Linked DNA regions of Homo sapiens: region 2 is linked to region 1. A link is a loop called in an ENCODE intact Hi-C map of the cell type or tissue named here. Cell type or tissue: ascending aorta. All regions are shown on one strand. Each heading gives the region's core, and the rest is flanking DNA. Links, peaks and the distances in the headings are about the cores only. Region 1 overlaps MAP1B (microtubule associated protein 1B). Region 2 overlaps ZNF366 (zinc finger protein 366).

What was found. A loop is a pair of places that touch in the nucleus more often than their neighbours do. Peaks named below come from ENCODE experiments on the same cell type or tissue, not always from the same donor. Only the 100,000 strongest peaks of a DNase experiment are listed, where the experiment ranks them.
Region 2: it touches region 1 in a loop (2.1-fold over the local background); 1 of 110 quality-filtered maps calls a loop at or near these places.

The regions. Positions count from the first base shown.
Region 1 is chr5:72,143,707-72,159,944 of GRCh38, forward strand. The region is part of intron 2 of MAP1B (microtubule associated protein 1B); the gene reads left to right. Among named protein-coding and RNA genes, the nearest start is that of MIR4803, 18 kb to the right of the region's middle. RefSeq lists an enhancer at 14,404-14,903. In ascending aorta, for the core only: a CTCF peak has its summit at 6,210; a DNase peak (open chromatin) is centred at 7,618; H3K4me3 peaks cover 832 bases; H3K27ac peaks cover 5,000 bases.
Region 2 is chr5:72,432,213-72,448,450 of GRCh38, forward strand. ZNF366 (zinc finger protein 366) reads right to left here. Exons shown (of 5, transcript NM_152625.3): 4 at 15,031-15,205; 5 at 7,691-12,079. The coding sequence ends at 11,544. Among named protein-coding and RNA genes, the nearest start is that of ZNF366, 67 kb to the right of the region's middle. RefSeq lists a silencer at 6,073-6,162. In ascending aorta, for the core only: no CTCF peak of the experiment used is centred there; DNase peaks (open chromatin) are centred at 9,100 and 9,739; H3K27ac peaks cover 3,486 bases.

The sequences.
Region 1 (16,238 bases), core at 3,666-8,665:
AAGAGGCCGAAGGCTGGTTCCTTCTGGGGGTACTGAGGGAGAATCTGTTCCATACCTTTCTCCTCATTTCTAGTGATTTCTGCCATCCTCCCTCCTTAGCCTCCCAAGTAGCTAGAACCACAGGTGTGCACCATCATGCCCAGCTAATTTATTTATTTTTTTTGTAAAGACAAGGTCTTGTTTTGTTGCCTAGGTAGGTCTTGAACTCCTAGGCTCAATACTTGGCGTACTTGGCTTGTAGATGTATCATTCCATTATCTACCTCCAGTGTCACGTGGCGTGTTCTCCCTGTTTGTCTCTGTGTTTTCTCTTCTTATTCAGTCATTGAATAAGATTCCCACCCTAATCCAGTGTGACCTCATTTTAACTAATGACTTCTATAAAGACCCTTTTTCCAAATGAGGTCACATTCTGAGGTTTCCACGTGGACATTTGTGGGGAATACTGTTCAATCTAGTACACCTTCCTTCTATGTTGTTGTTCTGAATCTGCTGTGGATTGGAAAATCTAGTCACTAAGCTTGTTAGACCTCCTCTCTAAAGAAGAAAAAGAGAGAGAGAGACTTGATCCCGAATCTTCCCTAAGGAGTCTTCCGTCGTATAAAGTCTTTGAGCTGTAAGTGCTTTGACTTAGTGGTATCTATTTTGCCTGCTCAGAGGCTTTCCCTCGCTCTACCTTTTAATGTTTTTTTACTGAATTCAAAGCTAAATTTTAAGTTTTCTTTTCAGAGACAGGATGGTGCAGGGATGCGATCATGGCTCACTGCAGCCTTGAACTCCTGGGCTCAAGAGATCCTCCCTCCTTAGCCTACAAAGTAGCTAGGACCACAGGTGTCCACCATCACGCCCAGCTAATTTTTTAATTTTTTTGTAGAGACGAGGTCTTGCTATGTTTCCCAGGCCGGTCTTGAACTCCTAGCCTCAAGCGATCCCCCCACCTCAGCTTCCCAAAAGTACTAGGATTACAGGCATGAGCCACCATGCCAGGCCCACGCTGAATTTCTCACAGCTGATGCTGCTGGATAAAGAACTTCTGACACATGAAGTGTTACGCTTGGGTCTTTTAAACAGTTTTTTAGAGTGTTGGGGAGAAAATTAGCTAAGTAATGCTTCTGAGAGGTAGTCTAGGCCATGACTAGAAAGGCATGAGAAGAGGCTGCGTGGGAGAGGTACTAGAATGCACTCCTTCTTATAACTGAAACACAGATCCTTCTCTTCCCCTGGCCATCTGAGTTGTAGGAGACTGTTGTTGCTTGTGTGAGATTCTAGAGGGCCCCATCCCTGCCTATCTCTGGTGCTGCCTGTGAATTATACTCTGTTTTGGTGAAAATCACGCTCTGTCCAGCTGTGGGGAGCACTGTCTGGGACAAATTCCCTTCTCAGTTCAGTTTGTTAATAGTTTTTAAGAACTACCTTTGTGCAGATTTGTTCCCTGGACTGTTGAAAGGGAGGGCACTAGTCTTTAAAGACAGTGATAGAAACCCTAGTGGAAAATGCTCACCAACACAGTATGAAATGATAGAAAGATACTATTGGGAATTTGGGATCTCTGGCTTCAACCTTTTTATTTCTCTGCCAAAAGAAAATACGAAACCTCAGAGGAACACAAAGAAAGAGAATGATATTAAGCACAGAATGATTTTAATCTTTGGCAGCAACCCATATGCTTAAAAAAAAAAAAGAGGGAACCGTGTTTCCATTGTCATGCACCTGTCATTACACTGAATGAGTTCTTTTTCTCTCTTGATGGATGGTGGTCTTAAAAGCTTGCTGTTTTTCATTAGCAAAGTGAAATGGGGTGCCAGTGCTAATGCTTTGTCATTCTGATGGAGAATAATACATGAATCAGTGTAATTATTCAGTGTTTGCATAATCAGCAAGATTTTGAAGGGGAATGTTGCACAACTCAGAAGTGGCCTAATTTCACCTGACAATATTCCATTCAGACTCCAAGCATCTCCTTCAAGAAGCAGTGAAGTGTTGGTGGATTTCCTTAAGGCCCCATACAATGATGATGGGAAATTGAGTTGTCCTAAATCACTAGTTAATTATGATATGCCCAGCGGTCACTTGGAGGTTCTTGCTCTAGATCTCAGTTTATATTCATCCCTATTGTTTTAGAAATGTCATTTATTTATCATGCATGAAGCATGACATATTGTTCCACGTGGGTTCAGTAACGAACCACCAGCCAAATCCATTAAATTTCATTGAGGAGTGAAGTAAGACCCAGAAATGTGGGCAATTTGAGAGGAATCCCCCCAGGATGGCTCAAGTTGGATAAAGAGATAGGTCAAAGAAGAGACGCATTGGGAGTGATTTTGGAAAGCTAGGTAATTTTAATTTACACTCTTTTTTTAAAGAGAGTCTCTTTTACAAGAAAGTAGCCTATTAGTTGAGATGTTTTAGGGACCTTTGCAATGCCAGTTGGAAGGAGGGAGACTGAATTTTTTATTAACTCTTTTAAATCAATTTATTCCAGCCCAGCATGACACCAGAACCAAAAAATCTGAACAATGCCCCAGGGCTGGATCTTACAGTGACCCAGCTCATCTAATTTGGACTAGATTGCTTTTTTCATTAAAGCTAAAAATAATGTCAGGCAGGCCACCTTTCTAGTGATTTCTGTGGGTGAATCATGTCCTATGGAGGAGGCCTTGCCTTTCTCAGACGTAGCCAGTGCCATTTGAGTCCGGGTTTGCTCCCCTTTTCTCTGTGAAGCCAGCCTGCGTTGATCTTCATGAGGGGAGTGAACAATAATCGTAGATAACGTTTACTAAATGCTTCCCATGTGCCAGGTGCTGCTCTAAGCACTTTCTGTGTATGCGCCAATGTAATCCTCATAGCCTTCCAAGAGGGAGGCCCTATTATTATCCTCATGCCACCACGAGGAACCTGAGGCACAGCATGGTTAAACAGCATGCCCAAGGTCACACAGCCAGTGAGTAATGGAGATGGGGTTCAGATCCCAGCAATCTGGTCCTCAGAGCTTACTGCTCAATTCTGAAGACCCTCAAATACCACTGGGAAGTTCTTTAACTCAGGAACTTCTGTTTTCCAAGGCAGGACTCCTAAGAACCTTATAGGCTTGAGGCAAATGCATTCCATGTACAGGAAGTATGTGCTTTTGACACATAGCATCAGCCTCTTTCTGGGGCAACTGAAAACTTTTTCAAAAGCAGCACCTCCTTGGCTATGGGATGCAAGGATACTGTCATTCACGTCTGATGGAAAAATACATTTTATCCAAATCTTCTTTTTTTTTTTTTTTTTTGAGACAGATCTTGTTCTGTGGCCCAGGCTGGAGTGCAGTGGCATGATCTTGGCTCACTGCAACCTCTGACTCCCAGGTTCAAGCAATTCTCCTGCCTCAGCCTCCCAAGTAGCTGGGACTAAGGGACTACAGGCCTGCGCCACCACGACTGGCTAATTTTTGTATTTTTAGTAGAGACAAGGTTTCACCGTGTTGGCTAGGCTGGTCTCGAACTCCTGACCTCAAGTGATCCACTCACCTCGGCCTCCCAAAGTGCTGGGATTACAGGCGTGAGCCACTGTTTCTGGCCCAAAATCTTCTTAAAAAACAAAAGAAAATGGCAAAGCCTAGAACCAAGATGTCACCTTTCTCGGTAAAGCTGAATCAGAAAGGCCCATCTTTGTTGCTGGGGCAATATCTTGAAGGTTACCTGTGCCTCATCACTTGCTCTGTAACTATTTGTATTCCAGGTAATATGCGTCACTGGATGAATCCTTTTTAGTGATTAAAAAAAAAAAGAAAGGGGTCTCTACCCTTATGGGGTAGTGAGACATTAAGCAGATAATCACAAAATGCAGAGAAAGAAAGGCAAGCCCCTGGCATAGATGCTTGGTCCCTGGAAGCCCAGGGCAAGGCCTGCGAGGACACGCCCCAGCTGTGCATCTGCTGGGTGATCAATTGGCCAGTATTCCTGTGCCCTCCCAGGGACTACCCATCCTCTCCTCCAGTACAGACAGAAGGTGAGTGGTGTGCTGATGGCCAGCTGGGAGGGAGGTCTTGAGAGACATGTCAGGGGAAAAAATTGGTTACTATTTGATGGAGTGGGCTTGGTGGTTTGTTGCCTGGGAAACTTGCTGACTATAAAATGAACCAGAGGAGGATCCAGTTTGCTGTCTGCACTGACAGATTTACAGACAGGAAAACAAAGCCTTCTTACCGGATCCAAGTTAACATGAAAATTAAAAGGAGTCTATGCAAAGCGGAGTTCAGGACAGTGGTTTCTAAAGTTTCTTTTACTTACACAGGAAAGAAAATCACCCAAACTAGGTGAATGGTAAGTTTCTCTAAATGTCAGAACAATCGATTATAAGGCATTACTCAGTTTATAGCCAATTATCTACATTGATTAAGTATAAATTTCATGATAGTTATGAGAGATATTAAGATTTTAAAAATGGAAATTATTTTATAAAATACTTTTAAAAACCCATCTTTTGCACTGCACTTATGGAACCAAAGAACAGCTTAGTCAAGCCACTTCTGAAACTGTCTTCCATGAAAATTTCACCCTGAGGCTGCACAGGGCTCCTTAACATCCCCTCTCCTTCCTGTCTTCTGAGAATTAGGGGAACAGTCCCTCAGCCCCTCTGTTCATGGAGACCAGCTGAGACCCACAGAAGGGCCCATACCCAGGGAGATCTTTGCTGAGAGCATCTAGGAAATCAGCCACCTGTCCTTGATGTTACCCTGCCAGTTTTGAATATCCTTCTTTTCAAATTAATTGCAGAAAGACCAGGCTAGCTAAAACATTCATCAGAACCACTTGGTAGGGCAGGGGTTGCACTTATGAATGTACAGTTTTCAGAGGGTCTTCCAGGGTAGGACCTGGGAATCTGCATTTTGAACAAGCTCACAAGATGATTCTTCTGTTCATCAGACTTGGAGAGCCACTGCCCTAGGACGTGGATCCACTTGCCACGCACCGAGGAGATGTTGAGGTGGGAAAAGGAAACAGGAACGGGAAGGAGGTGTGTTTGCAGTAATGCAGGAGAAGACTCCTTGCTCTTTAATGCTCTTCGAAATAGCCCAGACCATGTGTTTGGACTGTGTACAAAGGGAGCAGCCACACTGTGGTGTGCTCAGGGAGAGGAGTTAGGAGATGGCAGCCTAACTCTCCAACTTGGAGCATTCACATGGCTGATCTTTCTCCTTGAACTTACTGAGGTTCTTCCCTACTCATTTCACTTAGCTAAGAATTACTACTCCCTCTTCAGGACCCAGCCTTCCCCTTCACCTGGATTAATTTAGGTCCCCTGTTATGTACCCTGCAGCTTGTGATTATCTGCTTACTACCTCACCCTCCATGAGAGTAGAGACCATGTCTTATTCATTGCTGTATCCACCAGCACCTAGCACAATGCTGGCACATAGTGGCTGCCCATTAAAGATTATCTTATTTTTAAAAAAATTGAATATAGTACTCTCATGTAAATCCCTGCACAGTTTTCTGCTCTTTCTAGATTTTAGAAAACTACTAGTTTGGTGCAAAAGTAATTGCCGTTTTTGCCATTTAATGTAGTAGACCACCTCTGAGGTCTTAAGCCTCATTGTTCCCTCAAACTAACTTGGAAAGAAATTTCCTGTTTCTAACTAAATGATTTATTCCCTTTCGGGAAAATGTACTAATTAAGCCTGTTTAAACTTAGGAGGGGCGGTAAGCAAAATCTCGTTTTTCTTTTTCCACAATAGACATTTGTTTCACTGTATGGTCTCATCATCTATCAGATGAGGACTGAATTTTATAAGACACGTTTGGTGATTTGTTGGCTTTATTGAAAAGATCACTAGCTCATTAGTAAGACTCTGGCCCAGCCTTCTAAGGCTGGAGAAGAACTTGATTTTTAAACAGTTTGTTGAGCGTCTCCAGGACACCCTCTGGACAGAGTCTGTTTGCTCAGTGGGGATACTGCTATCCTCTTCTGTCACCCCTCTGTGCTTTTATTCAGAACCATAGAGATAGTGGGCTGATGGGTTGGAAGAGAAAATGGGACGGGGATGAGGGCAGGAGGTGAGGGCAAAAGGGAAGAACTTCTCTTCATTTTCTACTTCCAGATACACCCTATATCCAGGAGGGAGGAAGTGGGACAAATGAAATAGAAATAAGAATTTAAGTGTATTCCTCAAAGCTGGCTTCTCTATGCATATTTGGTTTTTCTTCCTGAATATTGATGTAGCCACTTGAGTGCGCCACTGGGAGGAAAATCCTTAGCAGGATTAAGTTTATTTTAGGATTTGGCTGTGTGTATGTGTCTGAGTGGGTATATCATGTGGGATCTCATTTTCCAGAATAAGAGCTAGGCCTAGGCCATTTCCGCATCTTTTACATACCTAGGTTTTTACCCATTTTTTGAAATTGGGCTGATATTAAGTCCCATTTAGCTTTTACAAAAATAAATATGTTGACTTGGTGTGCAATATAAACAGAATGGCCCATTTAAAACAGCACCATAGTTTCCTAGGTCTTGATATCTGCTATTTTTACTTTATTAGATATGAATTACTGACTCAGAATCCATTTAATATTTTATACCGTTATTACTCAGAAAACCTAATTTGCATTCTTGTCTCTCATGTTTTAAATTTTTCTCTGGTGGTAACTGGCATGTATTAATATTTTAAGCATCACCGACTGGCTGCAAGCCGAAATGACCCCAAACATTCTGGAACTACCTGTTCTGCCTAATTTGCCAGTGAGGGATAACTTAAGCCCAGAGAGGGCTGCATATAGGACAGATTTTTTCCTTAAGCACCCATAACTTTCTTTTTTAACTTTTATTTTAAGTTCAGGGTACAAATGCAGGTTTGTTACATAGGTAAATGTGTGTCATGGGGGTTTGTTGTACAGATTATTTCATCACCCAGGTGTTAAGCCTAGTACCCATTAGTTATTTTTCCTGATCCTCTGCCTCCTCCCACCCTCCACCCTCCGATAGGCCCCAGTGCGTGTTGTTCCCCTCGATGTGTCCATGTATTTTCATCATTTAGCTCCCACTTGTAAGTGAGAACATACAGTATTTGGTGTTCTGTTCCTGCATTAGTTTGCTAAGGATAATGGCCTCCAGCTCCATCCATGTCCCTGCAAAGGACATGATCTCACTCTTTTTTATGAAGCAGCCATAATTTTCTTGCATCCTAATAGTGCAGCAGTTGGTGTCTGGGTAGGTCAGCTGTGGAGGTGATGCACAGCAGAGTTAGCGGGCAGCTGTTGAGTGCCATGTTTACAAAGCTTTGGATAAATGGGGGTGTCTTGGTCCATTTTGTGTTGCTATAAAGGAATACCTGAGGCTGGATTGTTTATGTAAAAAAAGAGGGGGTTTGGCTCATGGATCTGCAGGCTGTACAAGAAGCCTGGCGTTGGCATCTGCTTGGCTTCTGGTGGGGGCTTTTGTGTTTCATCAAGACATGGAGGCAAAGGTCAAAGTGAAAGTGGGCATATTTGAAGAGGGACCAAACAGAAGGAAGAATCTTGCTTTATAACAACCCACTCTCCTGGGAACTAATCCCATCTTGCCAGAACCAGGACAAACTCACTTCATGAGAACAGCACCAAGCCATTCATGAGGGATCTGCCCCCATGACCCAGACCCCTCCCACTAGGCCTCACCTCAGACACCCTCACATTGGGGATCAAATTTCAACATGAGATTTGGCAAGAACAAACAAGTCATGTCCAAAGCATTGCAGTGGGGAAGTCATTGATCATAGAACATAAAGTGAAGAAAACAGGACCAAAATATTGTGTTTCCACTGTGCCCTCAACTATGTAAAAAAATGGCTATGTGGAAAAAGTACTGGAAGGAAACATGGTCAAAGATGAACAAGGATGATTGTCTCTGGGTAAAGTGATTAGACACCTCTGCTTGCTGCTTCTTCATTTGTGGCATCCATATTGTCCACAATGGGTGTGGATTTGTTTTCATAATTTTTTAGAGGGTTTTAAAGAAAAACTGTCTCTGTGAGACTGAAATAGGTGTGGTCCCAAACTGGCAGTGCTGAGCTGGGCTCACCCAGGGGCCAGCCTCTCTCTCTGTGTTTTTTACAGTTCCCTCCCTGTTCTTTAGATAGTAAATAATCATTGTGTCATCACTGGGTTGTGTTTTTAATCACTTTTGACATTTCACAGTGATTCCTTTTTCTAAACACATTTTTATTTTTAGATAACTTTAGATTTACAGACCAGTTGCAGAGATAGTACAGAGAGTTCTTGTTTCCCCTTCACCCTGCTTCCCCTACTGTTAGCAACTTACATAACCGTGCTACTTTTTATCAAAACTAAGAAATTAACATCCTGTTAGTTAAACTACATGGCAGATTTTTTCCTGATCTCTCCAGGTTTTCCACTGAATGTCCTTTTACCATGCCATGATCCAATGCGGTATCCCACATTGTATTTAGATTGTGGTTCTTTCTAAAGGTGCACACCAGAACAGCATTCTAGCAGGGTGTGTTCCTAAATTATCCTATCTATGGATATGTTTTTTTTTACGTAAAAAGTAGATGTTTTTTTCCTCCAGGAGTGGAGAGAGGGACACAGTGAAGCAATTGGCCTCTAGCTCTTTGAAATAAATGGGATTCCTTGTTCTGCAAAACCTGGGGTCGGACCCCGTTCACTCCCCTTCCTACCCTGAGCATTATGTGGACTGACACCAGGTCTGTGAAGGAAAAACTGAAGAATAAAGAAAGCATTTGGAAAATCCCATGGTTGTTTTATTTTATTTTATTTTATTAGACAGAGTCTCACTCTGTCACTCAGGCTGGAGTGCAGTGGCGCAATCTCGGCCCACTGCAACCTCCACCTCCTGGGTTCAAGCAATTCTCCTGCCTCAGCCTCCTGAGTAGCTGGGATTATAGGCACCCGCCAACACGCGCAGCCAGTTTCTGTATTTTTAGTAGAGATGGGGTTTTACTATGTTGGCCAGGATAGTCTTGAACTCCTGACCTCGAGTGATTCACCCAGAATGCTGGGATTACAGGCATGAGCCACCGTGCCTGGCCCCATGGTATTTTTATAGCATTTCTTATAAATCAACCAAGTTTCTTGAAAACAATAATTTTTGTTCAGAAGTACTGTTGTGAGTGAGGAGAACATTGTGCAGCTCAGCCTGTGGACATACAGTGGCTGCAGCGTGGGCCCCAGGCTGCTCTCATGCTCGCTGGGCCTGCTGGGTCTGCTGGGCCTGCTGGAACAGGAAGCAGCAACGCAATTCCACCAGAGGAACCACAGGGAAACCAAGGCTGACTGAAGTCTGAGAAGAAAGCCTGTCTAGAGTCACAGGAGTGAAAATAAGAAAACAAAATTTAGTCAGGAAATTGCACCATGGAAATGTCTGGCGTCAGGTTCTATAAATTCCGACCCGACTATAGTCAAGTATTTGCCGAGCCACCTCGTGTTTGCTTCAGATCTGTGTTTGCTGCTTCTTTTTGCACAGATTTGTCTTTTGTTTCCTTCCCATTAAAAACAGGAGGCAGCGGGTTAGCTGTGCTGGGTTACACAGCAGCAGATGGTGTTGCCCACCATGGGCAGAGATCTCACATGAGAGAGCGGGGAGGGAGGGTGGACATGTCACACCCATGCCATTTTCCTGCTGGAAACTCTACCTCACACATGCAGGGACCACAATGGATTTGACAAGAACCACTCATATAAAGGCAGAAAGTCTTTTAATTACATAAAATCTGAAACTATGTGTTAGAAGCAGTGGTCTCTTGCCATTTCTGTGGATACCCATCTTCCATATAGTCTTACTCAAAGTTAATTGAAGACAAGCAGAAGTGAGGCCTGGAGTCAGTGTGGGGGTGATTTGTAATGACAAGTTGGAATTGAATCCTGGTGGGACATCACAGAGCTGGGTGATATGTGGCGTGTGGTGGTGGTGGTGGTGGTGAAGAAGACGGGTTCTTAAGAATACAAACCCTTGAACATGTCAGATTTAGTCTACTTTCCCTTCTTGATTCTCTGGGTTCCCCTTCTGTTAGTCTTCAATCAAGTCCTTTTTGGAAAGATTCCTTTCCCTTTGTTTAGAGAACATTGGTCAACTTTGAATAACAAATGAGAATAGAAATGACAAAAACGTCTCCAGGTCTCAGCTGTGGGACCTTATGAGCAGTGTTGCACAAAGACATTCCCCCCAAAGCCTGCTACTGTTACTTTTAGGATGTTCATTTAAAAAAAAAATCTCTTTTCCCTAGGTCGGGAAGATGACCTTCACCATATAATTTCGGACTAAAATCTGCAGATTGTAACCATAGTTAGGAGGCAGTTCTTCATTAAAATACCCTGCATTTAATCTTTCACATATTGTACAAAAGTAAAACCAAAACAAAATAATACTGAATGGTAAAGTAATATTATTTTTTTATTTTGCTAAAATTCCATGGGGTGTTCATTTTCTTTATGACTCGTCTCTTATTCCTAGCTCATTCTCGTGTGTCTATCACAGTGAAGTTGCTGTAGACACCCTCAGATTTCTAGAAATAGTATCTGAAGTGTTCCCAGAGGGAATAGGATTTAGGGCCAAGGAATTAGGATGGTCCCACTCTGTGCCCATGTATAATGCCACACAGACTGAGTGACTTTCCTCCAAATGGATATCGGGCTGGCATATTTTGGGACCTATTGAATGTTTTTGGTCCCATTCCAGTTTACTGTTAACAGCCTCATCTATTTGTGAACAGACACAGGAGTAGTATCTATATGACACAAAGGGATGTTTGACAACTTTTAGCTAATTTGGCCACTACAGATGGCCATGGGCAGGTGAGAGCCAGAACAAAGTGTTGGAGCACTGAGGTTTATCATTCAGCGGTCCCCGGCTTCCTGCCCAGCTGAGCTCATGACCTTTGCCAACCAGAGTTTTCCTGAATAAACAAACACAGGTCCCCTACCAGATGGAGAGGTGCTTAATAGAACCAGGCTGCCAGGCCTAGCAATTGTGCCACTAGTTGTGACCAGGCTTGGGAAATTTAGAAGCTGTGTCTTGTTTGCTGGGGCCTCTTTCCCCAGATCTGCTAGTTCTGGAGATTCCAGTAGGCACTGAGCATCTCACTGGTTCCTCTGTGTGCATTTTTCCTTGTGCTGTGAACCAGCATCCTGGTAATTCCTGTTAATCTCTGCACTTCTTCAGAGTGTCTTCTAAACCAGGAATCCTTTATCTGGGGAACTTTTACCCTGATAAATGCTGGTGCACTGCAAATTATTGAATGTCATTAGGGTGCCCCAGAAGCTAGATTATTCTAGACTCCAGATTGAACAATGGCTTATGTATTTTTCTGAGGAGGGCATATCCTGCGAAGGGAAGCCCAGACGTTCTGGTGAGTTGGAGGTGCATTGTTACCGTGTCCTTACACACTGTGTCCATTCACTGGTTTAGCACTTGATTGTAACAGCATATATTATTTTCTAAACTTTTTATCTACAAAATCTCGCCTCATCAACAAAATTGTTAAACTCCTCAAGAGTAGTGATCCTATGTTTGGTACATTTTGCTCCCCCCAGAGTACTGTATAGCAAAGAGCTAACTGGTGAAATGGCTTAAATTATAGGTCAAGGAGCTGGGATTTAATCCTGAGGGAACTGAGGAGCCATTGGTGGTTCCTGAGCTATGGACCAACTTAATAAAAACAGTAATTGAGAATGTGATTCATCGAGACTGTGTTGGCACAAAAATGGAGGTTATAGTTTTATGTATTCCCGTCCCTGGAAGTTTCTGATAGTTATACTAACAATAAGAATATGTGACAGATTAAATGAAAAATATAGCAGGATGTTTAAGTCTACACAAAGGTAAGGTCCTTCATTGTGACAATATGCAGTTTTGCACATACAACCATATTTGGAGCCTGTCTACACCATGTTCCCAGCATCAGTGGAGTCAGGAGAGTGGTGATGTTCTGACTGGTAGGGGCTGTTTTTGAAATATTTTCTAAAATCTCTTCATTTGTTAACAGTTTCCTCTCTAGTCTTGAGTAGCCTTTCTGTAGAAAATCTGAAAGCGTACAAGAGGTAATTGATTGATTGATTTTCTTTTCTTTTTTTTTTTTTTTTTTGAGACGGAGTCTCACTCTGTTGCCCAGGCTGGAGTACAGTGGCGCAATCTCATCTTAGTGCAATCTCTGCCTTTCAGGTTCAAGCGATTCTCCTGCCTTAGCCTCCCAAGTAGCTGGGATTACAGGGGCCTGCCACCATGCCTGGCTAATTTTTGTATTTTTAGTAGAGACAGGGTTTTACCACATTGGTCAGGTTGGTCTTGAACTCCTGACCTCAGGTGATCCACCCGCCTTGGCCTCCCAAAGTGATGGGATTACAGGTGTGAGCCACTGCGCCCAGCTTGATTTTCATTTTGAACATGCATATGGCCCCCCAAGCTTGCATCCCTGCCCTCTCTTCCTGCTTCTCACCTCCTCTCCTTCAGAAACACTGGTTTTCCTTTATGGCACCCACCACCACACTTGCTACTCCTGGCTGCCACTGCATGAAGGCAACAGGAAAGCCCAGCCTGGTACCCTACACCTGTGTACCAACCACCTCTGCTCCTCAACCTCACTTCCTTATGTACTGAATTTCTTAAGCCCTCTCTTGGGATAAACATTAAAGGTAGCAGCAAAAAATAGAAACCTGTCTGACTAAGTGAGCAAGAAGACGATAGGCGAAAGCAGGAAATTTTTTAATCTCATCCTCTTAAAACGTAAACAAAAACAAGGCAACTTGAAAATGAAATAGCATGGCCACAAAATAAGAGCTATGGTGTGCAAACTGAGCAGTAAAAGCATAAGATATGATAGAGATGCTTAAGGACAGTAGAAAGATGAGCTATCCACTTCTGACCTCAGATTTCATGGACGTTTGTGATAACTCAGATTCGGACAGTGCTTTCCAATGCAGTTCCCATATGTTACCCCATTTAAATCTCAGAGCAACCCTGAGATAAGAATTGTCGTTGTTCCCATTTTGCAAACCAGGACTTGGTAAGATTTAGGGACTCAAACATGATTCTTCTGGTTCCAGCTTCTGTTGCCGTGCACAATATGGGAAGCAGTGTTTCCTCTGACCCACACAGGGACACAGAGCAAGACCAAAGTACCCCAGAGGTCCAACTGAGTATCAGAGCAGAAAAGAGCTCTCAAGAGTAGCCAGTCCAAACTCACTCCCCATTCCCCACTGCCCTTTTACAGATGAGGAAACAGACTCACAAAGACCTTGTAAGTCACGAGTCAGAACTGAGTAGTAGCATCATTACGGGCTGGAAGATGTTAAACCTTCCCAGTTCCTAATCCTTGTAGGTTTATTTGTAGAAGGCAATAAATTATAAGTCAGCTCCTCACAGCAGCCCAAGTGGCCAGTGACCAGCACTTAGTCAGTGCTTAGAAAATGTGTGTTAAACAGATGGAGGAATGATTCACTGACTTTAATTGTAACCGTATGCAAATCAGTGCATTTCTTTTATATCTGTCTTGACCTACTTTTCCTACCCAAAGATGTTGTTTTTCACTCAGTTTGGAATGAGAGGGTAATGTTTGTAGAAATCCCAAGACAATCAGCTGAGAGGCCCTGTAAGTGCATAAAGTACCATTAGTGGTATTATTGAGTTGCTTTTCTATGGTACTGTGGGTTAATCAAAGGCCTTTGTCATTGTTGTTTTAAACACAAATCTCCAATTTATTATTTAGTTCGTTGCTTTTATTAACTTATTTGAAATGCAAATAGCAGCAAACACAGGTCAACAGCTGCAGCTGTGGGATGCAGCCAGTGAGAGCCAAGGGACAAGATGGAGATGGGATTCCCGGGGACAGGGAGCCATGGGCTTCCCCACCCTCCCTGGGGACTGACTGGGGAGGACACCTTTGATTACAGGGATCGGGGAGGGTCTCAGGGGCAAGTGGGCAGCAGAATCTAAAAGGAATGATTGATCTCAGTCCCTGGAAGTGGAGAAAAATGACTAGACAGCCTGTACCTTCCTGATAAGTTTCCCCTAATAGATTCTTGCTGTAAAAGCAAAGCCCAAAACCTTCCAGTAATTGCTTCTGGACTGTGGGAAATGACAGTGCTGAAGGAAATAATACAGGCAAAGCAGTTTCAGTAATGCCTTGCACATAGAAAGCAGTTACTAAATGCTAGCCTTTATCACTCTTTCTTGCTCTGTCACCCAGGCTGGAATGCAATGGCACGATCTTGGCTCACTGCAACCTCAGCCTCCCGGGTCCAAGCGATTCTCCTGCCTCAGCCTCCCAAGTAGCTGGGATTACAGGCATCTGCTACTACACCTGGCTAATTTTTTTTTTTTTTTTTTTTTGAGATGGAGTCTCGCGTTCGCCCAGGCTGGAGTGCAGTGGCACGATCTCAGCTCACTGCAGGCTCCGCCCCCCGGGGTTCACGCCATTCTCCTGCCTCAGCCTCCCGAGTAGCTGGGACTTCAGGTGCCTGCCACCTCGCCCGGCTAATTTTTTGTATTTTTAGTAGAGATGGGGTTTCACTATATTGTCCAGGGTGGTCTCGAAATCCTGACCTTGTGATCCGCTCACCTCAGCCTCCCAAAGTGCTGGGATTATAGGCATAAGCCACCGTGCCTGGCCTATCCCCCGATTCTTATGATAGCCCTTGTAATCTGATGTATTAGTAAGAGATAGTGGGAAACTCTAAACGATGCAAACCTAAATGAACCTTAAATCTTGTCTCACTTCATACAACGATTTAGGTGATTAAAGCAGTTGGAGAAAAGAAAGAGGAGAGGTGTTTGGGAAAATGTGAATGGATTCCTTTAAACACAGCACAAGGGAGCTGCCCTATGGTTGAAGGGGAAGGAAGTTTTCAATGGTGTTTGAATTATGTGATTTGAGTATGACTAATTTGGAGAGGACCACTGATGTATTGATTGGTAAAGTAATGACAACTTGAAATTTTGGTGATTTCCTAATGAGACCCAAATCCTGGGCTCAGTGGAAATGAATATGGAAGGCGACAGGTAGGATTGATGTAATAAAAAGCTGGTGCCCTTATTGTTCTAAGACTCGTATGTGGTGAGGCAGTTTGGGTATAAGTGCTCATGGGCAGAAGACATTTGAATGGAGCATAACTAGAGACAAGAATCTGGGCCCAGAGAGGTTTTATGTAAATGCATATAATTTGATGTTGAAAGGGTTCACTTATGCAGAAAGTTAGAGATTTGGGCAACATGGCCTAATCACTAGTGATTATAGCAACACCCATTTCTTGAGTATCCACATGCCAGGCTTCTTACCTGTAAGACCTCACTTAATCCTCACAACAGCCATATGGGGTGTGAGTACTGTTATTCCCATGTACGATTGAGGAACCTGAGGGTCAGAGAGATTAAATAATCAGCCCAAGGTCATAGTTAGCAAGTTGTAGGGCTGGGATTTGAACTTATGTTTGCCAGTCTCCAAAGCCTCTTTCAGAGCCTCTAGAAGAGAAGGAACCTTGTGCAATCAAGACTGGAAGAAAAAAAACAGTCCTAGATGAAAGATTGTAAAAAGGCTGCTTTTGGAACTCACAGAAGGGTACTGAAAAAAAACTGTAGAAAGGTGATCTTTCTTTGAAGAAGAGTGTTTAGATTAGTACAGTATGTTACTACTCTGTTGTCCCTACATTTGGACTTATTTCTTAGGAGTCCTTGGTGATTCTTTGGAATTTCTCTGAAGAGAGCAAAAATGTCTGGTGTCTGGAAGCTACTAAAAAGGCAGATAGATAGTGTATGTTAACATAATGAAAAATATCACTAGATGCCTACTTCCTGTGGACTAGCAAGTAAACACTGGGCCATCTTCAAGCTTGGCTGTGTATGTACAAATATCTGTTTAAGTTGACCATCTGCTGTTGTATTGTTGATAAACACCATTATACCAGTGATTTAACTTATGCCCTGGAGGAAGAAGTGCCTTCTAGAATCTCTTAATGGCCATAAAACATTGGCGTTGATAGATTTTAGAGGCAGGCAGCCTTCAAGGCATTCAATGATGAAAATAAAGAAACATTTGTGAAAATTCAGTGAAGATTTCAGAGGCCCTACAGGAACTAGGAGCTTCATACCAAGTTCACATTTGAGTCTGAGTTCAGTTTTAAAGGAAATGACTTTCCATGACAGAATAGTGTGAGATCCAGGCCTTACTCATGGTTGTTGAGTACATGCAGCCTCCAGCCACACGAAATAATACGTTCACCTGGTAAAGAGTGGGGGCTTCATCAGAATCAC
Region 2 (16,238 bases), core at 7,540-12,539, 290 kb after region 1:
ATGTGAGCCACCGCACCTGGCCTGTATTTCTACAACAATAAAGATGATATTGTAAAACCTAAGAATAGGTTAATTATATTCACAATGTTGTACAACCATCACCACCATGCTCTGCTACCTCCCTCAGTGTAGGTCTGCCACAGTGCACAGCCAGGGGAAATGGAACCTGTTGGTGTTCATTGGCTGCTCAGTTGGCCTAGAATAGCTTTCCTACACCAGGAAATGGGGAGATGGGAATGCCAGTTAGCTGCCGAACCCACTAGAACGGCTCCACCACAACACAGAATTGCGGGGAAAGAGGGGCTATACTCCTCACCAGCTTCTCCGCTCAGCTCCTCCCCACTGAGCAGCAGCTGAGGGTGGGGGAAACTGTCGCCTGGATGCCCACCCAGGAGAGATCTTCTGTCTGTATAGGCTGGGGAGGTGGGAGTTGCCACCTGGCTGCCAAGCCCACTGGACAAGCCACCTGGAGCTGGGGAGGGGGAAGGGTGAAGATCCTAGCTTGATTGCCATGGCCTCTCACTGTTACTACTGAGTTTCTGTAGATTTGTTGAATAAATATTCCTTAAATTGTTGTAAGCCCTTTGGCCAATCACCAAAGATTTTTGAGTGATTGTCTTTTACCTGTTTAATAGATGTCTCCCTGGGAGAGAAGTTTCACTGGCATCATTACATTATCATTCTGGAAGCTCCTCTCTTCCTCATAGAGTTTTAATTAACCATAGTGGAAAATGCATCTTTTAAAATAGCAGCATTTTGTAGAAGTCCTCTTGAAGGCTTCTCCTGATAAATTCATGTATCAATCTTGGTCTGATGGAATTCTAAGGAGAAGAAGAGATAGTGGCTGTATCCAATTGCAAGTATATTTAAAACCTTGCTGAAGATGGTGTAGTAGTAGCCAGGCCCTTCGCTCAGAGAGCTAACAGTCTGAGTAAGGCAAAGCATTTGAGTAGATAAACCTGAGATCAAAAGTAAAGTATCCCTGCAGGAAGGTAAGGAGATTAATAGCATGGAGGCATATGGAGCTTTTGGAAATAGAGCCATTTGAAATCCACAAAATCACCTGTGTCTTCAGAGAGGGGCTTAGAGTGACTTCTAAGGGGATTAGACCCTGTTAACAGTGTGCTTCAGAGAGATGCATCAGTATACCTGACGAATGTTTATTGAATGTCCCTGGGGAGGCTGACATTGTAATTATCTGTTTCTGAGGCTCTGCATAACTTTGCTTTGATTTTTGCTTTTTTTTTTTTTCTGTAAGGACTTTGCCGTTACTGGGGATTTCATATTTCTTTTATTTTCAATTGGTTTTTAAGGAGGGAGAAGAGGCAATTGACTCTATGCCATTTGTATACAGTCTTGTAAAACCACTGCTGAAGATTTGAAATATTATTCTGACTTGAATAACTTGCCACTCCAAGTGAAGCTGTTTTCTTCGCTAGACTTGCCACAGTTTGGAAGGGAAGCTGTCCTTCAGCAATGATAAATGACACAGCAATTGTTTCTGCAAGTCCAGAATGATGAATAGATCTTGCTTCATCCAAAGCTTTATTTCCAAAAGCTTTGACACAAAGAGAGACCAATTTCATTATTGCTACATTCTAGAAGAAGAAACAAAACCATTTGCCAGCATGCTTAATATGATGAATTTCTAAGCTGAAAGCACTATCCTTGTAATCTTTTTGATGTCTCTTAATATATCTATCCATTTTCCTTACAAAGACCGTTTGTTTATTAAGATCCATTCTGTGAAAAGAGTCACATGGTGTATTTCAAACGTCCGTTTAAAATGATTCTTCAGGTATGATGCCAGAAGTTTTAATAGCCCTCCGCCTCCCCTTCACATTGCCTGTGTGATCTCTGGTGTGTCCTGCCAAGTACCCTCACTCTCTCACTTTCGTTGCCCAAGTGCATTCTGAGTAGCAAGGACTTCTGCTTGGACTCATTGTTTGGGTCAGGCTCAGAGAGAGCTCTTATGTTTTTTCTCATCAGCTAATAAAGATAAGGGGTGGCATCAGGGGAAGCATGCCTTAGAGATGAAGGGCAAATGGAGATCTTTGATTCAAAGAATGCGGCTCCATCACTTTCTCTCTTACATAAAAATTCTATTCATCCCACACTTCCTACTGCAAATCACATTGGTACACCATGACAATGCAGTAGATACACAAGGACTTTCCCACATCACACTACAAACACAGCCACCCTCTCTGGGGAACGTAAGAGAAACTTTTGGGCTTCCACTTCCCCTCCATTTGTTTGAAGGATCAAGAGAACACTGTTCCATTTTCAACAAAAATTAAAAAGGAAAATCATGAAAAGAGCCAACCTCCTCTTTTTTGTTTTCTCCCTTAATATATTGTTGCATCCAGGGAAGAGGAAACAGTGAGCGCCACTGATACTGGGTCCCCAGGGACCCCATAAGGGTCACTCCCCAGCTATCAAATGAGCATGTCTTCCTCCACTTGCAGAGTGAGTTTTTAACGGGAATGGAAGTTACTCTTGGCTCAGCTCTGATGTTGAAAAAAATAAAATAAAAAGAAAAGAAAAAAAGAAAAGAAAAAGAAATGCCACAGTGCTTCAGGGAACCAGGCTGTGTTCACACCTGGGTTTTCACAGGACAGAGATTTTTAGCTTTAAGGCTTTGGAGATTTGGAGAAAGGAGATTTCAGAAATCATTAGCCATGTTCCTGCCAGCCTCAGCAGGCCAGCTAAGAACAGTGTGTTCCTTAAGGGCAGGAACAAATTCCTTCCACATGTTTTGGTGTTTTTGTTTCTTCTTAACGTGCTATCAGTGATGCCATGGGCCAATTAACTTTGGGACTTAAAATGTGACGATATCTCATTTATTCTACACCGTTGCTAAATAAGATGATCATGGGATAAAATTTTCCAGGTAACTGGACTGTCATCCTTTGAGAACTGTATTTTAAAAATGGAAATGTATCTGGACTCCATTCAGTGAATAAAAACAATAAAGACTGTTAACTCTTTGATTGTGCAAGTTCATGTTCATGGGTGTATTACTTCATTGGCTGTATCAAAGATGTCCTCAAGGTCTATGGAGATGAAAAGGACTCTGCAGCCTCACATGATGGTCTTGAAATTCTAGCCTTTCCATTAGTTTTCTGATCTTCTAACTCAGTGTTCATTTGGCATTGTTATTCTGTCATTTCTTCCCAGAATCTGTGTCTGAGAAGCCTCATTGCCTTCCTCAGTCTTGACTATTTACTTCTTCACCAGTTGTAACATAGGCAAAACTGAGAGAAACCAGATGGACTTAGTTTTACATACATTACTTAGTAAATCTTCCCTCCTGCCAACTAAGTGAAGAGCACGGTTTTCATGACAGCATAAAAATCTAATTGATCCCTTCAGTCATTATGTGAGGAGATGGACTTTATATCAAGTGGCATTTTATTTTGAACTTAGAAAAATATGCATCTTATTACAATTTACCTTCAGTATAACAAGTCCATTGGACCTCCACGTCAGATTTTGAACCATTCATTTCTAAATTATTTGCTACCTCCTTAATCCAGGCCAGTATTATCTCTCAGAGATTATGGAAACTGCCTTTTGATGGTCTTCTAGCATCATCCTGGCTTTCTTCCAACCCTATCCACTATAGTCAGAATGAGCTTTCAAAAACTGAATCTCATTATTTCACCTCCTTGCTCAATGGCTTTCCATGTTAGCCTCACCTTGCCGCACACACCCTCTCCTGCTGTGCTCTACCACACCGTCTTAAGGGGTGAAGAGAGGCAATTGACTCAATCTTGTATGTATACACTCTTGCAAAACCACTGCTGAGGATTTTAAATATTGTCCTGACTTGGATAACCTGCCATTCCAAGTGAAACTGTTTTCTTCGCTAGACTTGCCACAGGTTGGAAGGGAAGCTGTCCTTCAGCAATGATAAATGACACAACAACAGTCTGTGCAGGTGGAAGATGATGAATAGATTTTACCTTATCTATCCCCTCATTTGACACAAGGTTGATACCAGTTTCCTAGAAGAAGAAACAAAATTATTTGCCAGAATGCTTAATATAATGAATTGTTAAACTGGCCATACTTTATATATATATATATATATATCTCCCAGGACCTTTGCATCTGCTGTCTGCTCTATCTGGAATGCTCTTCTCTCTTTCCCTGGCCTGTTTCTTCTATACTTCAGTTCTCAAATTAAATTTCACTTCCTCAGATAGGCAATTCTTCACCATTTTACTTAAAGTAGGCATTCACTATTATTCTCTGTCTAGGGTAGAGCATGTGGATAGACATATGAGAGTGAACACAGAGTATGAAAATCTTTATATCACATGTTAATACACATCATTAGATAGCATCTACCATGGAGTAGACATTAAATAACCTGGCAGACAAAAATGACCTCACCAGTTGACTTCAGCCACCCCAGTGCTGGAGCAAAGAACATGTGAACAAAGTAGCCACATTGGCAGACATTACACACGGGTCCAACAGCAAGAACTGCATTTACAAAGGCTGATCTAGCTACTACCACTGCTGGATATCCAACATGCCAACCATGAGGACTGGTGATGGGTTTCCAGTATGACACCACTGCTCAAGAAAACCAATCAGTCACTTGGTAAGATGTTGACTCTAATGAGCTCCTTTCATCCTGAGGGGCCAGTGGTTCCTCATTACAGGCATAGACACATACTCTGGGTATATGTTTGCTTTTCTGCTCATGGGAACTTAGCCAGCACTACTATGCAAGGGATGGGGTTATGGAATGCTTGCTATGTTGGCATAGAATCCTATATAACATCGCATCAAGCCATGGCCTTCAGCTTATAGTAACTGAGGTTAGAAATGAGCCCTGGCCACAGGATCTACTGATCATATCAAATATGCACCACCCAGAAGTGGCTAGCTCCCTACAGTGCTTCTTGGAGGCAATACTCTGGAAGGATGGGGTGCCACCCTCTGGTATATAATTGAATCAAAGACTTTTATGTGCTGCTATGTCCTAATAGAAAGACTGCATAGGTCCAGGGACCAGGAGAGGAAGTGGGAGTGGCCCCGCTTGCCATCACTCCCAATAACACTCTGGGGTGATTGGCGGGTTGCAGGGGGTGGTGGTGTTGTACTTCTTATCATGTAACTCTGGGCTCTGCAGGGTTAGAAACTCCCATTCTCAAAGATGGTACACTTTCACCTTGGAACATAGCAAGAGTATCATTAAATTATAAGCCACAGCTGCCACCTGGACACTTTTATTCCTTGCCTCCAGGGTACAGAAGACAAGGAGAAGACAATCACCATCTTGGCAGAGGTAATTGACCTGATCATCAGGAGGAAGTAGGGCTGTTGTTACAGTGGGTCAGGAAGTATAGTATTGAACCCAACGACCTACTTAGGCTCATTTTGATACTTCCTGGCCCACTTGTGATGTTAAATGAACAGGCACAGCAACCTTATTCCGCAAAAGGCATATGTCAAATAGCATATGAGCTGCTGTAACGAAACACCATAGACTGGGTGGCTAAAACAACAAACATCTATTTCTCACAATTCTGGAGGCTGGGAAGTGCACATCAAGATGCAGGCAGATTCAATGTCTGGTGAGGGCTCTGTTCCTGGTTTGCAGAGAGCTGCCTTGCTACATCCTCACATGGGAGAGAGAGAGAAGGCCTAGTCTCCTCCTCTTCGTCTAAGGGCACTAATCACATCATGAGGGCCCCATACATAACTTAAATCCAAACCTAAGTGCCTCCCAAAGACCCTACCTCCAAACACCATCACATTGGGGATTATGGTTTCAAGATATGAATTTTGGAGGGACACAAATATTCAGTCCATAGTAGCATGGTGACAAGGGCTCAGACCTCTTGCAGATGAGAACCTGGATGAAATCACTAGGAAAACCACCAAGACTGCCAGAGGTGGTATCTGATGGTGAGGGGAGTCTAGACTGGGTAATGGAGAAAGAGAAAATGAGTATCAGTTTTGGTCCCTAGATTCATTGCAGCTGTGGGGGCTGAAATTTGTGGTCACCTTCTCTTCTAAGTTTTCAATCGAGAAGAGAAGCCCACTGGAACCTGCAGGAGATGCTTCATGAATATGCATGAATAAGTGGACTGGGGTGAGGCAGAGATGAGTCACCTAGTCTCTCTTCAAGGAAGCACTTGCACCTGAGCTATGAGAGTGCAGTTGGCAGACAGCCTCCACCTGCCAGCTCCTTCGGGGTCTGCCTCAGTTGCAGAGAGTCACACCTTTCCTGGGGAAGCCCACATCTGGTGACTGAGCCAGGCAGGGGTGTAGAGGAATGGACATTTCGGTTCAAATTGGCACAACTCTGATGGGCAACATTTGCCCCAGAGCTGCCCACCATGCTGGCTGAGGCTTTGTCAGGGCTGCACTGCAGGTTGCTTTCTTCCTCTGCTCAATCTTTCTTTCCTCTTCCCTCTTTTTACTGGTGTTCATCCTTAATAAGTAGCTTCCATCCAAATTTGTCTCAGCATCTGCTTCCAGAGAACCCAACAGGCTATAGGCTATATGCTTTGCCTGCTACAGACAAAGGAGAAACTTGCTAACTAGGTAATTTGGGGCATATACATACATATGCGACTATGTAAACCACCTGGCACAGTGTGCTTGGTATATCACAGTGTTCAATATGTGCTGCAGTTTTGCTGTTTTAAAGGGAAGCTCCCCAAGAATGGACAGTCCCCCATGCTGACACAACTTTGTGAGGTTTCTGCTGAGGACAGGAAGCTGAGTGCTCAGTCTTCTGGCCACATTGTTGACAATCGCAGTACCTAATTCTTTTTTTTTTTTTTTTTTTTTTTTTTTACGGAATCTCGCTCTGTAGCTAGGCTGGAGTGCAGTGGCGCGATCTCAGCTCACTGCAACCTCTGCCTCCCAGGTTCAAGCAATTCTCCTGCCTCAGCCTCCCGAGTAGTTGGGACTGCAGGCACGCACCACCACGCCCAGCTAATTTTTGTATTTTTAGTAGAGACAAGGTTTCACCATGTTGGCCAGGATGGTCTCGATCTCTTGACCTTGTGATCTGCCTACCTAAGCCTCCCAGAGTGCTGGGATTACAGGCGTGAGCCACTGTGCCCGACCTTGCAGTGCCTAATTCTTAACTCAGCATCACTGTGAGCCCAGCACATTCCAAGTGTCTTGCATGTTTTAAGTCATTTCAACAACCCAGTGAAAAAGGTAGAGTTCCTAGTCCCATCTCACAGATAAGGAAATGAGGTGCAAAGTGGTTCATGAACTGGTCTGAGGTCCCAAAGATTGGAAGTGGGAGAGCTGGGCTTTGAACACAGGCCACCTGGGAGCAGAATTTGGGCTTTTGCTTATAGCGTCTACTGCCTCTTTGTTGAACTTTATTTTACAAAGAATGTGAGGCAGAATGAGACAATCCTGCCTTCACCTCCCACTTGCCTGTGACATCCTTCCAGAATAATTTTTTTTCTGAATAGGAAAGGGCAACAGGATGAGGAAGATGTCACCTTCCTGCAGATAGATTGAAATTCATTCTTCTCTTTCTGAAGCCTGAGAGAGGGAGAATCCAACACACTTGTATCCCTGGGGCTGAGGAGTCAAGCACTGGGAACCACCCTGGCCGAGGGTATAATGGAAGGAGTGAGATGTTGACAATGTCAGCTTCCTTGCAAAATTTCAGTTATCTGCAAATAATTAACTCAGCTTTTTCAACATGTCTTTATTTGCTTAAATTAACAAAATATAGGTTACATGCTCTTTTCAGGTAAACTGCTTTTTCAGTGAAGCAGAAAGCAATATTCACAACTTGGGCTGCTATATACTTAGAGTTTTAGTTTTTAAATAGCAAGCCAGAGTTCTGTACAAAATCAACATTTGGTGTAATGTTGTCCAAATATGCGAAGGATTTCAAACGTTAGCTCTGTTATATTTTGTTCCAGCAAAGCAGACAAAGATCATAATTCAAAACACCATGTTAATATTTTATTAAATGCGTTCAGGGCTTAATAAATACAGTATGCACATTGAGCTTTCTCATGCAACTACTCATATACAAATATACCAGTTACTCTTGTGGGTTTATGAAAGGTCAGCCTTAGTCTCATGGCCGGTGGGGAGTCAAATTTTTAAAAAGAGAGACAGAAAGAGGAATTGAAAGGTAACATGAGGAGTAATCATAGGAAAGAATAAAAAGAATAAAAGAAAAATATGCCACTTTGCTGGTCCATTGATTTGTTCAAAGTGACAGTGGTCAAAAGGCTGGAAAGCATTTGGTAGTGACCTATTTTCAGAGTCTCACAATATGATATTCTGGTTTTGGAATGCTGGTAATCTTGGAAGGCTTCATCCCTTAGTTCTCTGAGATGGCCCACATGGACTCTCCTTCAAGGCTTGCCTTCTGGTTCATCAGCTCATTAGGCAAGGCTGGCCAACCCTTCCCTTAACTCTGTGCTCTTGCATAAAGTGTCCATGTAATTTCTCACCCAAACTGGAATACTTTTGAGAATTAAGGTGACACTTGAATAATTATCCTGGGACAACAGGTCTAAACCACGATCATCCCAGGCAAACCAGGATGTTGGTCACTCAACAGCATACAAAACCAATGTTTTAGCATTGGTGCTCAGGTTAATGCTGTATTAACCATCAGGTTAGATCTAATTAAGTGTCTTATGCCCAGAGTCAACAACTAAAAACAGGCCCTGGAATACACTCCATAACAAATTGTTTTTATTTCTCCTAGACCTTTTTACTGCCTCCAAATAAAATTTTACTTAGAATGCTAATGTATAAATCAGATGGAACTTGAGCTGCTTGGAGTGAGGTGGGTGTGGGAGTTGAGAGCTTCTCCTCCCCTTACCACTCTTCAGAGGCCTAAAGATGACCTCTGGCTTCTCAAAACACAATCTGAAAACCACCATTCTAGACCATACTCTCTCTGTCTCAACATTAACTGGTCCCTCAAACATTCCCATGAGGTTTGTTTTGGTTGGAAAGGACTAGAGCCTGTTACTCTAGAATTTCCTGGTTTCCATTCCAGCCAGGCATACTCAGAACCAAACGGCATTCTACAGGACGTGTGGTCAAACACAGCACATAGTAGGTCCTCAACACATGGCCGCAGTGTGAATAAATGTGTAACCAGACCCCAAGAGCTGGAAGCCTCCCAGGCCACACTGCCAGCATCCTGGGCAATTTCATCAGAGGCACTGATGAGCTATATTAATACTGAATGGAAGGGACTTGCCCCTCTGAGGACTTGGAATGGGTTTTTGACCCAGAGTTGTGCTTGTAACCACAGAAACCCACAGTCTTCTCTTCACAATCTCCGTTGCAGGTGCCCTTACCTCAGGACATAGTACTCTTAGCACTTCATGGTGGTGGGGAGGCTGACAGGAGAAGCTTTAGGCAAGGTGGCAGGGGAAATGGGTCAGAGATGGACACAACACATGGGTGAGTGATGACAACCAGGTGGGGCTAATGGGGCAGCACCTTGGCCTACAGAAAAGGCCAGCCCCCAGCAGTTGGAGATGGACATGTCTTCTAAAGGAATGTACTGGGAAATCTGGGATAGGATGAAGCACAATAATAACCAGTACCTAGCTCTACAAATACGAGTCAAAACTACCAAACAAGAAGTTTTTACATAAACAGACACAGTACCAGAGGGTTATTGCTATGGGCAGTCACACGTACACGACACCCAGTCAGTATTGCTTTTCTCAGTGCCAGTGCCTAAGTAAGTCTGACCTGCTGGGCCCATCCCACCCAATAGAGTCATTTCCACTCACTGGCATCATGGTTCAAGCATCTGGGAAGAAATAATGAGTCACCATAGGCCAGTCATGCATTTTTTAAACATAGTAAGTGACCATAAACATCACAGGCATCATCTTCTAGTATAATGTAAAAAGTGTGTATCTATATATAGACTGTGTGTGTCCGCTCATAAGGCTCTTACAGACAGGTAAGAAAGCCTAAGTCAGCAGTATGATTGTGAGGTCTCCTATTCTCAACCTTAAAGAGTCTGAGGCTAGGAACAGAAATACTTATGAAGTCTCTGGGAAGTGTCCTGGAAGCCACAGAAATGGTGAGTTCTATTTTAGTCCCCTCAATCTTCTCAATCTTGGCTGCACATAAGAATTGCCAGGAGCAATTTGGAAAATTTCAGTCCTAGGGCTCCACTCCAGATCAATTAAATCAGAATCTTAATGGGTAAGGCCTTGGTTTGGTGGTTTTTTTTTAAAGGTCACCCCAGATGCTTCTAATGTACAGCCAGCACTGAAAACACAGTCCAGAGTCTTCTTTACTAATGATTTGCTGTCAACTATTCTAGTACCCCAAATAAGTCAGAGCTTAGATTTCTGGGAGAATTCTCTGAGGTCACCCCCCCAGCTCTAGCTCTGAGGAGAAAGCCCCCTGGTCACTGGTGACAAGTCTTCCTGCATCTGTCCTTTTTTTTTTTTTTTTTTTTTTGAGGCAGAGTCTCACTCTGTCACCCAGGCTGTAGTGCAGTAGCGTGATCTCAGCTCAGCTCACTGCAATCTCCACTGCCTGGGTTCAAACGATTCTCCTGCTTCAGCCTCCCGAGTAGCTGGAACTACAGGCTCCTGCCATCATGCCTGGCTAATTTTTGTATTTTTAGTAGAGAAGGGGTTTTGCCACGTTGGCCAGGTTGGTCTCAAACTCCTGACCTCAAGTGATCTGCCTGCCTCGGCCTCCCAAAGTGCTGGGATTACAGGCGTGAGCCTCTGCGCCCGGCCCCTGCATCTGTCTTATGGGGCATGAGGCCTCAGAGCAAGACAGCAATGGTCTCCAGGAGGGAGCCGTGCTCGAGAAGTGAGGGTTTGTCTGAGGAGCCAGGGCCCCAAACATCATCATATCATCTGAAAAATAATGCTCCAAATGCTCAATCTGATGAAGACAGCCGACACAGAACAAGAGAATCTAAGTATTCTAGGTCACCAGTTTCCCTTAGTCAAAATTATTCTTCTCCTGAAATTTTACCTTATATCTGCAGCAACTACTGGAGAGCATTCTCTTCAATAGCTCATCCTCCTGTGCCATTTCTGACATTTTTGGTTATAGAATAAAGGCTATTTTTATATATATGACGACTAATATTTTCATCTATATGGAAAATATTATAACCTTCACAAATTCACCTAAATAGTTATTAATAAGGTGACACCTCAAGCACCATATTTTTGCAATTAGAAATTTACCATGTATTGCATATGAATCAAAGGAAAGTAGAATTTCTAAAAGCACCTCAGCATCAGCTTACAATTAGATATCTGGAAGAATACTCACAGTTTATTATACTGGCAATGCATAAAACGCCACTGATGAAGACCCTGCACATGTGTGAAGGGTATCAAGGGCCCCGTGAATGACCTGAGAAGGCTTTCCATTACCTACATCCCTGCTCATTTAGTCTAAGCCATTTGTAGAGATTGGTACTATTCGCCAGTCTCCAGAAAATGACAGTTCATGCAGAAAGCTATATTTGAACTGCCTCCTTCTCATTTTCCAAATGTAATTTTAAAACTGTCCACTTAGATACCTAAAAGCACTGCTTGTTTTTCCATTTTCCTCTCCAGTAATTCTTTCAAACTCTCATCTCTGTGCTTGAAGTATAAGTAATCAGAAAAAGAGGGGCCCCGCCGGGTACTCTGAAAAGCCCTGAGACTGAGACACTCATCTCTGCCGGCACAGTCTCTCTCCTGGCCGCCCTCTGCCCCAAGGTCACCCTTGCTCCTCTTCTCCCATTCTCCCTTGGATGCATCCTCCTTCTCCTCCTTGCAGGCTTCCTCCAGCACCTCGGGGGCGTGCTCCGACTTGGTGGACAGATCCTCGGGTGTGCAGAGCTGCTGGCTCTGGGGGGCCAGGCCAGGGCTGTAGGGCTCCACCTCGTAGCAGTTATCCTCCTCTTCCTCCTCGTGGCAGTGGCTGCCCTGGGCACTCTCCCCGTCTGACTGGAACACCGGCACCTTGGCCCGGCGCTTCTGAGAGAGGTCAAAGGGCTCCTCCTGCTCCAGACTCCTCAGGACACCGGCTGTCTGTGCCAGGGCGATTCTCCCCCTTCCCAGACCTGCAAGAGCAGAGTAAGAATTCATGCACCTGAGGAAATGCTGTGGAAATGGGACCTTGAGGAAGGGGAGCAGCCCGGGGCCGTTTAATGTATTCCGATGCGTATTTTAAAAATAGATCATTCCCAGTAAGGATGTGGTCTTGGGAGGCTTGTAACAGACAGTGTCCAAATCGGTTTAATCCCTTTAAGGTGAATTTGGCAACATGCACCAAAAGCTTTAAAAATAAGCTTTGACTTAGCAATTATGCTACTGAGAATTTAAACTGAAAAAATAGGCAGGCAGGTGCACAAAACACTGTGTGGATGCATATCACCATATTTTTTTTTTATCACAGTCAAACAATGAAAAAACTTTGTATTTAATAATAGGAGTTTGGTTAAATAAATAATGATATATCCATATAGCAAATTATGCATAGGGGATGTAGAGACCTACTAATGATCACAAAAAGATATTTGCTATGTATTTTAAGTAAAAACAAAAATATATGTAAGTATGTGTGTGTGTATTTATTTATAGTGCAGACCTGATTTTATCTAGCTAGCCATTTCTATTAAAAAATATTTGGAAGGAGGGATGTCAAAATCTTAAATTAATGAACACTCTCTTTTCACTTTTAATGTATTATTGTTTTATTTTTTACCATGAGCATATGTTTTATCATAAACAAAAGTAAATCAATAATAAAGCCATTTTCATCTTGAACAAAACAAAGAGAACCTATTTGGGGCAGCAGACACCACCCCTGACTGTGGCCCCTTTGCCAACAGCCTACTCATAGACAGGGTAGAGATGGCATGAAGAGGTCCTCTGAGGAGCTCACACAGCCCCTGTGTCTGACCTCCAGTGTCCCTGCTGTTGGGCACAGTGATTCAAGGAGGCCTCACTTTTGCCTTCAGTTTGCAGGGCTGTAGGGATGGGCTTTTCAGCATGGCAGTTTCATTTGATCCTGTCTTTAAGGCTTTGACCTTTGATGAGCCAATAGTCAGGCCTCCAGGGATGGGCGGGACACTGAGGAGGAGCAACAGGAAGGGAGGGGTCCTGGGGTGCAGCCAGACCAGGCTTCTGGGAGGGGGTGAAAAAAGAAGGGTAGGGGCGATGATGTCCAATTTTGTTCACTTTTTGATGCTGTCAGGCAATGAAGCTGTCTGTATCTTTAATCCTGTCAGGGGACAGGAAAGATCTTTTTAATGATTTTTGAGCCATTTCAAAAGCTAGAGTGAAAAATAAAAGCTAATACCCTTTGTAGATGAAAACACTGAGATTGTTGAAAGTCTGTTAAAATTTTTCAAAGCAACCCTCTGATAGTTATTTTTCCAGAACAACAGAGCTGTTAGGTGTCTTTTAGGATTTGAGCAGCAGTGTGGGGTAAATCATGGCGACCAGGTCATGCTTTCAGTTGGAGTGTGGTCTCCTCACTGACTTGTATGTCTCCCGTCCTGATGACAGAGCAAACCTCACCGCTTCCGGAAAAATCCAGGTCTAGCTTGGGGAAGTGGCTCAGGCAACTAGAGATTCAGTGAATAATTCAGGGGAAAAACTTTTGCAGGAAAAATAAAATTGTTTTTGTTTTAACTACAATTTTTTTCAGGGCTTTTGCACAAACTCCAGCCCTTTTTTTGTGACCACAGCTCCCTGTTATCCAGGAGTCACTAGAAACTCAGCGGGTACTGTAAAAAACCTGAAAGCTACAATCATTTTGTTTCACACTGTGTGTGCATATGTCTATCTGTTTATGAATATGCTTGTCCACTCCACCATCTCTTTTGTAAGGAGGTGAGTGAAACAGCACATAAACAAATCACCCCATGTTTCTGCCTAGGGTAGTGAGCACTGGCTTGATTCAGAAATTGGGCTGGAATCCCAGTTCTGTCTTCAGACTTGCTGTTTGACCTTGAGCAGTTTATCTAACACCTCTAGGCCTTGGTCTCCTCTTATATAAAATGAGAATAACACAGTCTCTTTCACGGCATTGTAGGGCCAAGCAATAATGTCCCTAAGGTGTCTCACCCTGTGCTTTGATCATACTAGTGACCGAAAAGCTGTTAATATGATTTTGCAAACACAGACATCCTAGAGGGCAGATGGTCTCCTTCCCCTAGTATCTGCCGCTGCGTGTAGTTCACTGCTTTGGACACAAGTGCATTTATTGCCTGTTTATTGAAGGGCTGGTTGATTAGACGATTAAGGAGCAACCCTGCTGAATTGAGTAGATCTGGAACATAAACTCTTCACTGCCAAGGGCTCTGGGACTGAGAAGGTAAAGGCAGTGAGAACTTTTCATTAGTTCAGTGAGGATTCAGTGGGGGAGGTGTAAACCCCTGCTCTGCATATGGGCCAATCAGCCCTACCTACCAAGCAGGAAAATTGTCCTTGGGTGTGTCTGATTGTGAACAAGTAGGAAAGACCTAGCCTGCTACCAACATACTTCTGCTAACAGTAAGGCTTGCACATCTGTTTTCTAAAAAGGAAAGAAAAATTGCGTGCCCATTCACAGCAAAGTCATGAAGAGGATACAATAAAGGCTGCACAGTCAGAAAGGCCTAGGTTCAAATCTTGACTCTGCCACTTTTCAGCAGAGCAACTTTGGGCAAATTGATCTCTTGAAGCCTTCATTCCCCCGCTGTAAAATAGAAATAATAGAAGTTCTTCCAGCTTGGAGTTGCCATGAATATTAGCGACAAGCCACCTGATGTAGTGTCTGGAACAAAGGAACAAATAATGGTACCGACTGGCATCATGATGATAGTCCAATTTACTCTAATTCACTTGTACTTACTATGTCAGAAATTAGCATCAGATTTTTTCTAGTAACATTATAAGGTTACTCTTGCTACTCTGCTGTGGTCTTGACAAGAATAACCCTCAAGGTAATGCCCCATAAAACGAATTCAGCTCCCATTTGTTGTCCACTGGACTGACTTGCAGGGCTTCCCAGAAGAGTGATTACCTTGGGAATGAAGGCCCCGCTCCATGACTCCATGCTTGACTTTCATGTGGCGTGTCAGGTTCCCCTTCAGGGTGAATTTGCTTGGGCAATAGAGGCACTTGAAGGGTTTGCTGTCTGAGTGCAGGTGCATGTGGCCCATCAGGTTGTGCATCCGGTTGAATTCCTTCCCACAAAGCTGTTGAAGATGGGGATGAGAACACAGGTTACTCTGCCCGAGTGAAGCCCCATCCAGGCCCCTGGAGCACAGATACCGTTTCTACTTTGTTTGGACATTGACATTTTAATCTGCTTGCAAGGAAAATGTCCATAAGGAAATCAGGAAGGAGCCTCAGAGGTGGAGCAAGTAGGGGTAGATTCATGAGATTTGTTCCTGGATTTCAGAGATCTTTAAATTCAAAGTAAAAATATCAAAGCTTGTAAAGCTTCTTTTGAATAAAAGCTTTTGAAAAGGAGAAGAGCTGATCTAAAAAGCAGTGGCTACAAGTGTTCCTCCTTTAATAATAAGAATGTGATTATGTGTTTAATATTTATGCAGCATTTGCAATATGGAAGGCATTGTTCTAAGTCTACCATGGAATATCTTATTTAATTCTCACACCAATCATATGAGATGGTTGCTATTACCACCCCCATTTTACAGACGCACAATCTGAGGACTTACGTCACTTGGCCGAGGCATACAAGTGGTGGGTGCTGAAGCTGGGTTAATGAACTCAGGCCATCAGATGCCAGAGAACACATGGTCAACCACCAGACCATACTGTGCGTCTCCCAACACAACTCTTCTGTATCAGGCAGAAGAGAATAAAAGAGTACACTGTATTCTTATATACAATGTATTATTATAATACACTGTATTATTGTATACAATGTATCAGACAATGCTTTTTAAGTTGCTTTATTTTCTAATTACTGGCATGGATTTCAAAGATAAAAAAATGAAAAATCATCTAAGGAAGGAGTGTGTCTTTTCTCTGGGTAGAAATTTGAAGTAGTGAGAGTAGTATCTCAGGTGTACAGGAAGTAAGCATGTTTTATACTCTTTCTTTCTTTCTCGTCATTCTCTCTATTTCAATCAAAGTGCAAATACATGAAGGACAACTGGTTCTCCAACTGCTTTTGGAAGAGGAGCAGAACTTTCTTCTCACAGGTGATTTTGTATATGCAGAAAGCGCAACCCAGAAGCAGACTTCTCTGGGGGTGCTTTT